Linked DNA regions of Homo sapiens: region 2 is linked to region 1. Evidence: chromatin contacts called from ENCODE Hi-C or POLR2A ChIA-PET data. All regions are on one chromosome and are shown on one strand. The core of a region is the stretch at or near the end of the contact, and the rest is flanking DNA. Distances in the headings are between cores, read along the strand shown. Region 1 overlaps ZFHX3 (zinc finger homeobox 3). Region 2 has its middle 52 kb from the start of ZFHX3-AS3.

Evidence for each region. A loop is a pair of places that touch in the nucleus more often than their neighbours do. ChIA-PET counts read pairs that join two places held with the same protein, here RNA polymerase II (POLR2A). Pooled maps may share reads with other maps.
Region 2: a map of IMR-90 shows a loop between it and region 1 (2.9-fold over the local background). The contact joins two enhancer-like sites. A Hi-C loop is called at or near these places in 1 of 168 maps with a recorded cell type or tissue (IMR-90) and 2 of 50 pooled maps. POLR2A ChIA-PET finds 5 or more read pairs at or near these places in 2 of 52 experiments (AG04450 and BJ).

The regions. Positions count from the first base shown.
Region 1 is chr16:72,872,934-72,879,121 of GRCh38, forward strand. All of the region lies in intron 4 of ZFHX3 (zinc finger homeobox 3), which reads right to left. It overlaps LOC124903715 (a long non-coding RNA gene), which reads left to right. Exons shown (of 2, transcript XR_007065111.1): 1 at 1-500; 2 at 1,967-3,707. Among named protein-coding and RNA genes, the nearest start is that of ZFHX3, 170 kb to the right of the region's middle. RefSeq lists enhancers at 4,111-5,310, 5,325-5,826. Within about 2 kb of position 3,483, at least 20 of the 41 ENCODE cell types and tissues checked have a DNase peak (open chromatin) inside an H3K27ac peak, as active enhancers do.
Region 2 is chr16:73,177,707-73,183,894 of GRCh38, forward strand. It overlaps a transcript of ZFHX3 not described here. Among named protein-coding and RNA genes, the nearest start is that of ZFHX3-AS3, 52 kb to the right of the region's middle. Within about 2 kb of position 2,459, at least 5 of the 41 ENCODE cell types and tissues checked have a DNase peak (open chromatin) inside an H3K27ac peak, as active enhancers do.

The DNA.
Region 1 (6,188 bases), core at 2,233-4,732:
CCCGACCAGAGTCCTGAACTCCCACAACAGCCTGGGGTCTTCTTCCTCTGTCTCTACTGATTTATCTTTCCAGTTTCAGCCTGACTCTCTCCTTAGAGCTTCCCCACCATTCAGTCCAGGAATTCCTCACCCTCGAAGGCCCAGAGTATTTACTTCCTGTTCCACTCTCTGCTACTCACTACGGATCATCTTGAACCCTGTTAACCTTCAATGGGCGTATTTTTCACATCCTTCCAAAAGATCATAGGCTGGGCTCATTTCTTCTGTTCTTTTTATATTCCCTCACAGCAACCAGTATTTACAACTAACAGATGTTTAATAAACAGCTGCAAAGCTCAACATGCCCTAATGTTTTCAATGCAAGAATGAAGGGGAAAGAATGCCTCTGAATGACTCCAAAAGCATGCTTGGAGAAAATGGCAAATGTTTCTGCTGCACATTTAGAGGCCCCAGAATACAAATTTGCATTTGCACGACTTCCCTTTTCAATGAGAATTCAGGTACGTTCTTTCATTTTATCTTATTAGTATGATGAGATTTGTTCTTGATGAATCCGTACCACCTCAGCTACTCGTCATCATTCCATTATCACTACGTGTTTATAGATTTTCCCTTTTATTACTCATTTTATTTTTTCCATCAAGTATAGTTCATATACGAGGTAGTAATTACCAGGTTTTCTGCTCCTTACACTTCAAGTTCGCCAATTTTTTTCTGATCATAAAAGCCTAAGTGCCTATTGTCAAAAATCTTGAAAACAGAGAAAGTATGAAGACGAAAATTGTCCATAATCAGTGCTGTCTTCATATAGATATTTTAAAGGAAACTGTGACAATTATATGTGTTTTTGGGTCTTGCTACCCACCCCTCAGTCTACGGAGCTTGCTTCCATATCCTTAAATATTAATCAAGAACATTATTCTTAATGGCTACACAGATTTCCACCACATAATCGTAACACAGTTTACTTAATCTTCTTATATTTTAAAAGGCGTATGGCTGATGTTTCTAATTGCCTTCGTAATAAGCATACTTCCTTGCTAACAGAACACTCACTTTATTCAAAGCACAATACCCTCAGCCAAAACCTGTTGTCTGTTGTGCCCGAGGACAGTCATATGATGCAGTCCCAGCCAATGAGATGTAAGATAAAGCAAGTGGGCGGGGCTTTGGAGGAAACTTTTAAACAGGTGGTCTTTCGTGACGCATGCACTCTCACCAGCCTCACTTTCTTGTGCCTGGAGCTCAGATGGAGGATTTTTTGATTTTTTTTTTTTTTTTTTTTTTTTTTTTGAGACAGTCTCACTCTGTCGCTCAGCCTGGAGTGCAGTGGCACAATCTCGGCTCGCTGCAAACTCCGCCTCCCGGGTTCACGCCATTCTCCTGCCTCAGCCTCCCGAGTGGCTGGGACTACAGGCACCCGCCACCACACCAGGCTAATTTTTTGTATTTTTAGTGGAGACGGGGTTTCACGGTGTTAGTCAGGATGCGATCTCCTGACCTCGTGATCTGCCCGCCTCGGCCTCCCAAAGTGCTGAGATTGTAGGCGTGAGCCACCGCGCCTGGCCTGGAGGAGCCATCTTTAGACCATGAGGAGGCAACAAGCGCTTGGTGAGAATGGCTACATGGAAACATAGAAGGAAAGTGGATGTCTGCTGACTCAGTGGAACCTTCACTTCTGCACCTGACTGCCCTCCTCCCAAGGCTGCTTATATAAGGAAAAATGAAACCTCTTTTTTTTTTTGAGACAGGGTCTCGCTGTGTTGCCCAGGGTAGACTCAAACTTCTGGGCTCCCAGTATCCTCCTGCCACGGCCTCCCAAAGTGCTGGCATTGCCGGCGTAAGCCACCACACCATGCCCTCCTAACTCATTAAAGCCACTTTGGAGTGTTTCTGTGATCTATAGCTGAGTGGTGTGAAACAAAAGAATAACCTTTTTTTCCCCCACCTTCTGCTGTCTTCATAGCCTGTGATACAGCTTCAAAAACAAGGACCAAGACCTACACACCACAACTGCTGGGGTCATCCAGTCCAACCTGGGACAGAAGTCCTGGACAGGAGAGGTGTCAGGTCTCTCTTCCTCTGAAAGGGGGCTGCCTAACCTGTTGATGCTGTGCTCCCATCAAGAAGCTCACAGAGAATGATATGGGCCAGTGTTTGTTCCGTTTTAGTGCTCATACAACTCTAGCTGAGATTAACCAAGAAAACTGCCCCTTACTGGCTCAGGGAACTCCCATAGAGAATTCCCATAGGGAACTCCCATAGGGAATTCCAAACTTACAGGCCAGTAAGGTGGCCTGGCCGCTCTTCCACCTGGAACACAGCTCACTGAATACGGCAGATACCTGCAGACTGGGGGCAGAAACTGGGCTCTGGATCCCTTTCCCAGCGGGGAGACCTGGCTTGGTTGTGAGCCCAGCCCTGCAGGGAGGCTGCAGATCCAACACAGCTCCTCTTGGAAGCCCTCTGTGCCAGGAGGCACAGCCCAGATGCCCCGGGAATCCCTGAGGGAAATTTCATAAAACATGTGACTATCTACACAGCCTGCTAGAGGCCAGATCATTGCTCACACGGCTAAGTTGAAGCCTCAGTGCAGTTTCTACTTCATTCAGGGAACTGGAGTTGCAGCTTTCACTAGAAGAGCTGCTTCTCCTTGATGAACAAACCATTCCGCCCATAAAAATGCTGTGGAAAGTACTGTAAACGCTAATGCAGCCAAAAACTTAAAGACTGGTATAGGGTTAACTGAACTGCCACGTTAAGTCAGGTGTAACGAGATGACAATGCTTTAATCCTGCTGCTTAAAGCGATGTCTAAAATGTGCAAGTCAAATTTCAAGCCTTTGTAAGAACATAATGGTAAAGATAATTTCATCATTATCAGGTGATGCAACAACCTGCCCGGTCCCAGGGCTGGAATTCCAAACAGTCACGCCTTTGCAGAGTTTTACAGCCCTGGAAGAGAGGGGAGGCCACAGTGAACACCTGTGATGATAACTCCAGCCCATGCCCCGGTGATTTTTGACAATTGAATTAATGTTGAAATGAGCTTATTTTTCTGTCCTAAAGGGAAAACGAGCCTAAAATCCTGTTAATCTAGCATCCTGGTTACTCAGTTTCACCATAATTTATAGGATAGTTTTTCTATCCAAAAACTAAGGCTATTTTTATCCCAACTTCGCCGCTTCATAAAACACACGTGCATGCATGCAACTTCAGAGGTTTTGGCCTAAAGCAAGTTTTCAAAATAACCGGGTTCAAATATTTCATTGAGATGGTAGGGGTGGAAGAATCTTATAGAAGCAAATTTTACTGTTCTCTGTAAATTCAGACTTCTTCAGCCACAGATGGCTCAGGGATCCAGTCTCGCTTGAGAAACATGATGGAATAAGCCCACAGTCAGAGCTTCTTCTCATTCAGTTTCATGAAAGCTCTGAGCTCCCACAAGTGTCTGCTGGAACTGGACAGGAAGCTTGCAAGATGCTGGCTACGATTCAGCGCAGTCACCGCCTTCCCCAGTCGGCCCACCATCCCCAGCCATCCAACCACTTCCTCCCCACGAGGCATCGCCCGTTGGAAAGTTTTATTAACCAAATGCTTGAGGGTTTCTGTATATTTATATTACCTCCTCTTCTCTCCTGTTCTACCCAGGCATGTTGAAAAAAAAAAAAGTTATGATATACTTTAATAAAAACAAAATTAAAATGATTAAACCTTTCATATCCTTTAGAGATAATCTCTCTTCTCCTGGCTGGTCCAATCTGGAAGAAAACAAATGTGAACCATAGCTTGCTGCTGCTTTTCAATTTTTTTCCCCCCTAAAGAAACAAACAGAAAAAGCCGCCTGTGGCCAGATTTTTAAAATAAATTAAATTTGTCCTCACACACGGCAGCCAGGTGTGGTTGAAACATTCTTTCCAGATATCTATGATATATGCCAACATCCTTCCCTCTGGGGGTCTTTCAACGTGAGCCTGACAATCCCAAGGGGAACAGAGACTTGGCGGGGGAGAAAGGGGGGTGATTCCAAAATAGTTATTGAAAAAGAATCACTATTTCCCAATTAGCCCTGTAATAATGCCTTACAGGAATGACTGGATGCCCTGCCCCTGCACGCCATCTACCAAAACCAAAAAATAGTCTACATTCCTGATTAAAGCAAAGCTCAGAGAAAACAGCCCGGTATGGCACAAATCTCCCCGGTCTTATGTGTTCTGAGGAAGTCTTCAGATCCGCCCAGGGTCTGGGCACAGGTCCGCAGGGAATCAAATGGCTGCAGAATTCGATCAGGCCTGTCTGTCCAAGGCCAGCTAGATATGGAAATCAGAAGTAGGTCATCAGCCCTCAAGAATCGGATAATGACCTCTGGACTCGCAGCGCTGGGGCCACCAAGAGAACAAAGGTGTTAAGGCACTGTGTAGGTTTTTCTGTTGTTGTTGTTGGTGTTGTTGTTACAATATCTAATAGTGAGATCAAATTCTTATTGTGGAAATAAACATCACGGTCTTCTGTATGAAGATGGTCTGCGGAAAGTGACCACGCATCAGAGTGTCCAGCGTAGGAGGAGAATCTCAGTTTGCCTTAGTCATCATAGCACACACCCTGAGCACAGTAAGTTTCTCATTCTTCGTGTCTGGTGTTTATGTTGTAGTAGAGACGACTCGTCCTCAAGTTAAAAGGACAAAAGTCTTTCCTGTGTTTCATACTTGGGCGGTGAGTCACTAGGAAAGGATTTGGTTTTTAGAAAAAAAACTTCTGATCCCTGGGCTAAAACAGAGAGCCCCAAAGAGCTATGTTGATCCCAGACAAGCACGTGCGTGGATTCTTCAAAGTTCAGGTCAACTCAGGCCCCTCCTCCTTGCAGTCAGCCCTGTACTCAAGGTTGCTGGAGACATGGCGCCTCTATTTCCTGCCCAAAGAAGCCCCCTTAACTGGGGGCCACGGGTTGAGTGGTGAAGGAGGCAACTCACACCTGAATTATAGTGGGCTTGTAAACCTGAACAGGGCAAGTCACAACTTTGGGAGGCTGAGGCAGGAGGATCACTTGAGGCCAGGAGTTCAAGAACAGCCCTGACAACATAGTGAGACCCTGTCTACAAATGAAAAAACTAGCCAGGTGTGGTGGTGCATGCCTGTGCTACTTGGAAGACTGAGGCAGGAGGATCACTTGAGCCCAGGAGATGGAGGCTACAGTGAGCCATGATTGTGCCACTGCACTCCAGCCTGTGTAAAGACCCTGTCTCTACAAAAAAAGAAAACAAAAACAAAAACAAAAAAACAAAAAAAACTCACCTACCAAAAGTCCAGCTGACATCTACTACAAAATTCCCATTATTGCCATAAAAACATGTGGGCTGGGTTCAAGGCTGCATAGCAGATGGCCAGGCTACATCCTCATCACACACGCACTTCACTGGTGCCAGTGCCGGTGACAGGCTAGAAGCCACTCCAGTGAGGACCCCTGCCAGGGCCAATCAGATCAGGGCTGCCCTCCCCATGCTGTGGGGCTTCTCAATGCTTCTGAAATGGACTCACACAAGGAAGTCACAAAGGGCTTTGGACATTAGGAAAACCATGCAAACTGTTTCCACTTCTCAGAGCAACCCGAGGCACGCGCTCTGGAGTGTGCAGAGTCACAGATAACTGCTGCTGCTTTGCTCACCGCAGTCTTAGGATTTCTTCATTTCTATCCTGGAGAGAATCCAGCAATGGATCACACTGTTATCTAGACACAAAGAATCCCACCCCTGGGGCAAAGTGCTACTTGTCCCGTGGATGAGTTTGTCAGCCTGCAGCAAGGAGGCCAGACGCAGTGGGAAGAGCACAGCCCTGGGCCCTGGGCCTCTGTACCAAGTCCCTACTCTGCTGCTGTCTACAGCAGCCCTGTCCTCAGGAACCTTCTCCAGGGAAGGAAATGGCTTCTGTCTGCACATCCAATACAGCAGCCACTAGCCACATGGCACTGAGACAGATGGGCCGCTGCAATGGGAACCTAGCGACATGAGACATCCAAGATTGCCAGGAAGGGTCCGAGTTCGCCTCTGCTTTATGCTCGTGCAGGACAGGAACGGCCCTGTGGAGGCTGCCCTCGAGGCTCACATCACAGGCTCAATCTGGGAAAGACCAGCCATGGGAAGCAGGATGTGACTTGCCCTGGAAGCGCAAGTGAAGGACGGGCTCCGAATGAAA
Region 2 (6,188 bases), core at 1,209-3,708, 300 kb after region 1:
CTATTTAACTGAACAAAGAAAGTAAATGTTGATTGTGTTTCTACTACATATAAAGAGTAGGAAAGGGATAGGCCTTGTTCTCAAGGAATTTATAGCTTAGTGGAGGAGACAGACATATGAGCTCACTTTAATGCAAAGCACTGTTAAATAAAGCATTGAGCAAGGGACACTGACAATTAGTTGTGGAGGCGCGGTAGGGAAAGAGCTGCTGCGAACAGGGGCTGCTATGACAGTCAGCCTCACGTGAAAAACAGAAAGACCCATCAGTCGGGGCGGGCTACCTCTCTGCAGGCATCAGGGAATCCTTCTAGCTTCCTTACTCTGAGCTGAGATCTACCTAACTGTAGCTTCCACCAGGTGCTTCTAGCTTTGTCCTCTGAAGCAATGTAAATTAGTTTAATCCCTCTCCCACACACCATCCTTCAAAATTCTAAATGTGGATGACTTTTTCTTTTTTTTTTGAGACAGGGTCTCACTCCGGAGTACAGTGGTGTGATCCTGGCTCACTGCAACCTCTGCCTCCTCAGTTCCAACAATTTTCCTGCCTCAGCCTCCTGAGTAGCTAGGATTACAGGCACCCGCCACAACACCCAGCTATTTTTTTGAATTTTTAGTAGAGATGGGGTTTGACCATGTTGACCAGGCTAGTCTCAAACTTCTGACCTCAAGTGATCCGCCTGCCTCGTACTCCCAAAGTGCTGGGATCGCAGGCGTGAGCCACCGCGCCTGACCATAGATGACATTTCTTTCCTTCTCCCCAGTGCCCCTACCCCAAAGACTCCTTCATCATTTTCCTCTTTTGGATTAAATGTGCCAATTTCTTCAACTCATTTGTCTATGGCATGATTCCCCAGTCCTTCACTCTCTAGCATTCTTCTCTTGATAAATTCCACTTTATTCATGTTCATCCTTAAACATGGCATTGAAAATTCAACACAATAGTTTATTTTATTTTTATTTTTGTTGAGACCAGGTCTCACTATGTTGCCCAGGCTGGTTTCAAACTTCTGTCCTGAAGCGATCCTCTCACCTTAACCTTCCAAATAGCTGGGATTACAGGCACAGAAGCATGGCAGAAGCAATATAATATTTTAGATATGTGTTGACTAGTGAGTCAGTTCCATCCCATTATCCGTCCATCCATCCTCCCATCTATCCATTCATCCATCCATCCATGCACCTACCCACCCAACGATACGTAAATAAGCTTTTGTTATATGAAGCACTGTTTAGTCACTACAGGGGATACAATGATGAAAATTGTAAATGAAAGTCAAATTGAGTGAGATAATGGTTGGAGGGAACCATGCTCACACCAACATAACCAAAGATTTTATTAGTGTTTTTGGCAGCCGTAACTCATACAGTTAGCATCTACTGACCTTGTGGATACCTGGACTTCTAATATATTCTCACCAAATTTATGTTTACACAGATTGCCCTTGTTTGGTGGCTTGGCATTTGATTTCTGGAACCAAAGTTCAGCACTATACATTGATTTTTACCATTTTAAGTTTCAGTCAACTGTTTACTTCATTGAGATCTTTTGGGAATCTAGATCCTGTCCTCTGACATCAAACCATTCCTTTTATTTCTGGGCCACCTACAAGTAACACAAGTAGCTTAGCCCAGAACCTTGGGCCTTTCAAGACAGCTTTGACTCCACTCCCCTCCATGACTATCAAGTTTTCATTTCTTTGACCATCAAGGAGCTCATGAACAGTTTTGGTCAAAGGTTATATTGAAATCAAGATGCTGAGTGCCCAAAGAATGTTACAAATTTACTAGCACAAGTGCCAAATAAATAAGTGCATTAATAAAAAAAAATAATAGAACTAAGTACCAGGCCTTATCCAACCCCATTTTTGTAGAGGGCTCAAACTGCTCACGTGGAAATTGGCAACTCTAGAAGGTTAGGGAAAGAGGGTCTCCCTGCTCAACTCAGAGACACTAAATCAGGAGATTAAGTCTCCAAGTTGTCTCTGGGGCTAGAGGGAATGAATAACAGGGTCCTTTATACGCATCTTGGATTTCTGCTTTTTAAATGAAATCCACTGGGCCCTATCAGTCTGTGGTTTGTCTGCTCCGCTTTTAGCAAACTCGAGATGGGGTTGCGCCGTGACTGGTTAGAGCATTTTGCCCTTCAGAAGGGGGACCCACTGACCCCTGACCACAGCCTTGTCATACAGAGAGTGTCAGAGGCGGTCCAATTACCTAAGAGGACTGAGAAAAATCAAACAGAGCTCGGGCACAATGAGGGGAAAAAACACACAGCAGGCCCAGCTTTAGCTCCACTGCTTGAATTACCACTATGTCAATAGAAGGTGATAAATCAAGGGAGATATTTACTGATTAAAATTACAGACTCCTACGGGAAACTGTATAAACAGATTGAAGAACAAAGCCTGCAGGGACTGAGCCCAGCCGAATCCATCCAGGCTTTGGCCAGTCGTTCCTGTTTCCAGCCAACTCTTGGACCCAGGGGTCACTGAGAGAGCAAGTTGCTCCACGAAACGCAGGCTTGCTGTACACAGATCCAAATATTTGTAGGGAAAATTTAAAGGCATGTTGGGAAGAGATTCAGGGCTCATACCCATTCACAAGGAATCCTCTTATTTCATTCTTCTCTTTATTTTATTATTATTTTTTTGCCTTTACTCTGAAGTTTGGTCTAGACTCACTAGAAAGACCCAGAAAGCTGCTCTGTATACTCTACCTGCCAGCAGAGGTGCTGAGGCTACAAATACAGAAGGGAGGCGGATATAGGAGACGTGAGTGGGCACGAAGCCACGCCCATCAGAGGTTCAAGAATTGCATGTGTAGCCAATCAACTTTCTATGCCAATCCACTGTGTTTACCCTCTCTGGGGTGCTCATGTTGGTGTTCCCAGGGGAAATGAATCTCTGCTCTGCCACCCTAGTCCCTCAGTGTGTATCACTTGCTTACTGTCATTCTGCTGCTGTTTTTTTTTTTTGAGACAGAATCTCACTCTATAGCCCAGGCTGGAGTGCAGTGGTGCTATCTCAGCTCACTGCAACCTCCGCTTCCCGGGTTCAAGCGATTCTCGTGCCTCAGCCTCCTGAGTAGCTGGGATTACAGGTGCGCACCACCACACCCAGCTAATTTTTGCATTTCTAGTTGAGACAGGGTTTCACCATTTTGGTCAGGCTGGTCTCAAACTTATGGCCTCAAATGATCCACCCGCCTTGGCCGCCCAAAGTGCTGGGATTACAGGCGTGAGCCACCGCGCCTGGCCCATTGTGCTTCTTTAAATGGCATTCTCCTTGAGTCAGAGAAATACCTTTTGGGAATGTCTTGGAGTAATTTGTGTAGGCAGGGCTTTGGAAGCAAGGCTGCAGCTAGTTTTTTTGTTTGTTTGTTTTGTTTTGTTTTGTTTTGTTTTGTTTTGTTTTGAGATGGAGTCTTGCTCTGTTGCCAGGCTGGAGTGCAGTGGTATAATCTCGGCTCACTGCAACCACCGACTCCCTGCTTCAAGCGATTCTCCTGCCTCAGCCTCCTGAGTAGCTGGGATTACAGGCACACGCCAGCATGCCCAGCTAATTTTTGTATTTTTAGTAGAGATAAGGTTTCTCCATGTTGGTCTCCATCTCCTGACCCACTGATCTGCCTGCCTCAGCCTCCAAAAGTACTGGGATTACAGGCATGAGCCACCATGCCCAGCCAGCTGCAGCTAGTTTTTAGAGCCCCATGGATTTCTTCTTGCCAGCTCTGTCTGTGGGATTAGGACCATCACCCCAAACCACTGTATCCTGATAAAGGGCAGTATAGGTTTATGTCTCATGAATGGGGGAAACTCACAAAAGGCTGTTTAATGTCACCACTGGTTCCATTATTCATGAGTAGTCTCGGGGTTAAATTTTGCCCTTGTAACCCAAGTTCTATCCCCTCTTCTTGTGCCCTTGACTGTGAATATACAATCATCACTTAAAGAGAACTGAGCAAACGTGTTCTGGGACAAATGAGCTTTAATGATTGGGAGGTGGGAGATGATCATCTATGCAATGTCAAGAAATAACAGAAGTCTGTTGGGGATATAGTTCCCGTTAGGGCTGCTGTGTGTGGTTGGGCGTTCTGTGAACTATGTAAAGGCACCAGCTGAAGGCACAATTGTGGGCTGAAAGCAGCTGATGTTCTACCTGCCAATCTGCCATGCAAGCCCTGACTCAGGGTGGCATCCACCAAGAGGGACAGGTAACTTTTTCTTCACACTGAGGAGAAGTTGGTTATTCAAGCCAGCAGTCCTTCGGGTTTTGTTTACTGAGTGGGAGCACTCTTCTCTAATTGTTCCTCCAGAGGAGGGCAGCTTGTTTCATATGATACAAGGGTACAGAATAGGCTAGACAAGGCTCAGAATCTTCTGACCTTTTCCTCAGAGCTGGGAGGAAGTTCAGGTGAAGAAAATCCCAACTAGAGCATTCAGAAGCTCATCCTCTAAAACAGTAGGGAGGGCCGGGTGAGGTGGCTCACGCCTGTAATCCAAGCACTTTGGGAGGCCAAGGCGGGCAGATCACCTGAGGTTGGGAGTTCGAGACCACCCTGGCCGACACAGTGAAACCCCATCTCTACTAAAAATACAAAACTTAGCTGAGTGTGGTGGCGCATGCCTGTAATCCCAGCTACTCGGGAGGCTGAGGCATGAGAATCGCTTGAACCTGGGAGGCAGAGGTTGCAGTGAGCCAAGATCGTGCCACTGCATTCCAGCCCAGGTGGCAGAGAGAGACTCTGTCGCAAAACAAAACAAAAAAAACAGTATGGAGATCTCAAATAACTAAAAATAGAACTACCATCCGATCTAGCAATCCCACTACTGGGTATCTACCCAAAGGGAAAGAAATCGTTACATCAGAAAGGCATGTGCATTCATGTATTAATCACAGCACTATCCACAATAGCAAAGACATGGAATCAACTTAAGTGTTATCCAATGAAGAACTGGATAAAGAAAATGTGTGTATATACCATGGAATAATATTCAGCCATCAGAAGAATGAAATCATGTCTTTTGCAGCAACATGAATAGAACTAGAGGCCATTATCCTAACTGAAATAGCTGAAAAACAGAAAGTCCAATACTGCATGCTCTCACTTCTAAGTGAGAACTAAACAATGGGTACCCATGGACATACAGATTACAATCACAGACACTGGAGACTGCAAAAGGCGGGAGGGGGGAGGGGTGAAAAATTACCTCTTGGGGCCGGGCGTGGTGGCTCACGCCTGTAATCCCAGCACTTTGGAAGGCCGAGGTGGGTGGATCACCTCAGGTCAGGAGTTCAAGACCAGCCTGACCAATATGGTGAAACCCCATCTCTACTAAAAATACAAAATTTAGCGGGGTGTGGTGGTGGGCGCCTGTAGTCCCAGCTACTCGGGAGGCTGAGACAGGAGAATTGCTTGAACCCAGGAAGCAGAGGTTGCAGTGAGCCAAGATCGTGCCACTGCACTCCAGCCTGGGCAACAGAGTAAGACTCCGTCTAAAACAAAACAAAAAAAATTACCTCTTAGGTACAATGTTCACTATTTGGGTGATGCGGACACTAAAAGCCAGACTTCATCACTGTGTGATATATGCATGTAGGAAGCCTGCATGTGTACCCTCTAAATATATAAAAATGCAAAAAATAAAAATAAAAAAAGATAGACGTTCACCCTTTGCCTTTTAAAAGGCAGCAGTGGATAATAAAATGTCTGGAGAATGATCCTGGCTTGCTCTCTGGTCCTTTTGCAACTGGATTACTGTAAAGTGAGGTGGGTGTTTCTTTGTGTTTTCCCCCTGAAGGGGTCCATCCAATGTTCCCTGTCTGAGTGACTGAACTCCTTGTTCACGGCTGTCACTGAACCCATCTCTCTCCATCAGCCTCTGGAGATGGTTGGGGCTACAGCCCAGACTTCACACGCTGTCTTACGTTTGGGAAAACTCTGCGCTATCCTTTATTACTTTTTTTCCTAAAGGAAGTTATGTTTATAGCTGCTGCGCCTGACTGCTCTGCCCTCTGTGAGCCTCCTCTGAATGGTTTCCAGGGTGCGTCCTTATCTGTGAGCGGAAGTGCGTTTTGGAGATGGGGAGAAATTAATGACGATTTCGGGAGCTGGGAAGGTGAGGTCGGCTCCTGCGAACCGTGGGGGCGCTCTGATCTCGTTCTTATGCTCTGCTTGCTGAAAAAATC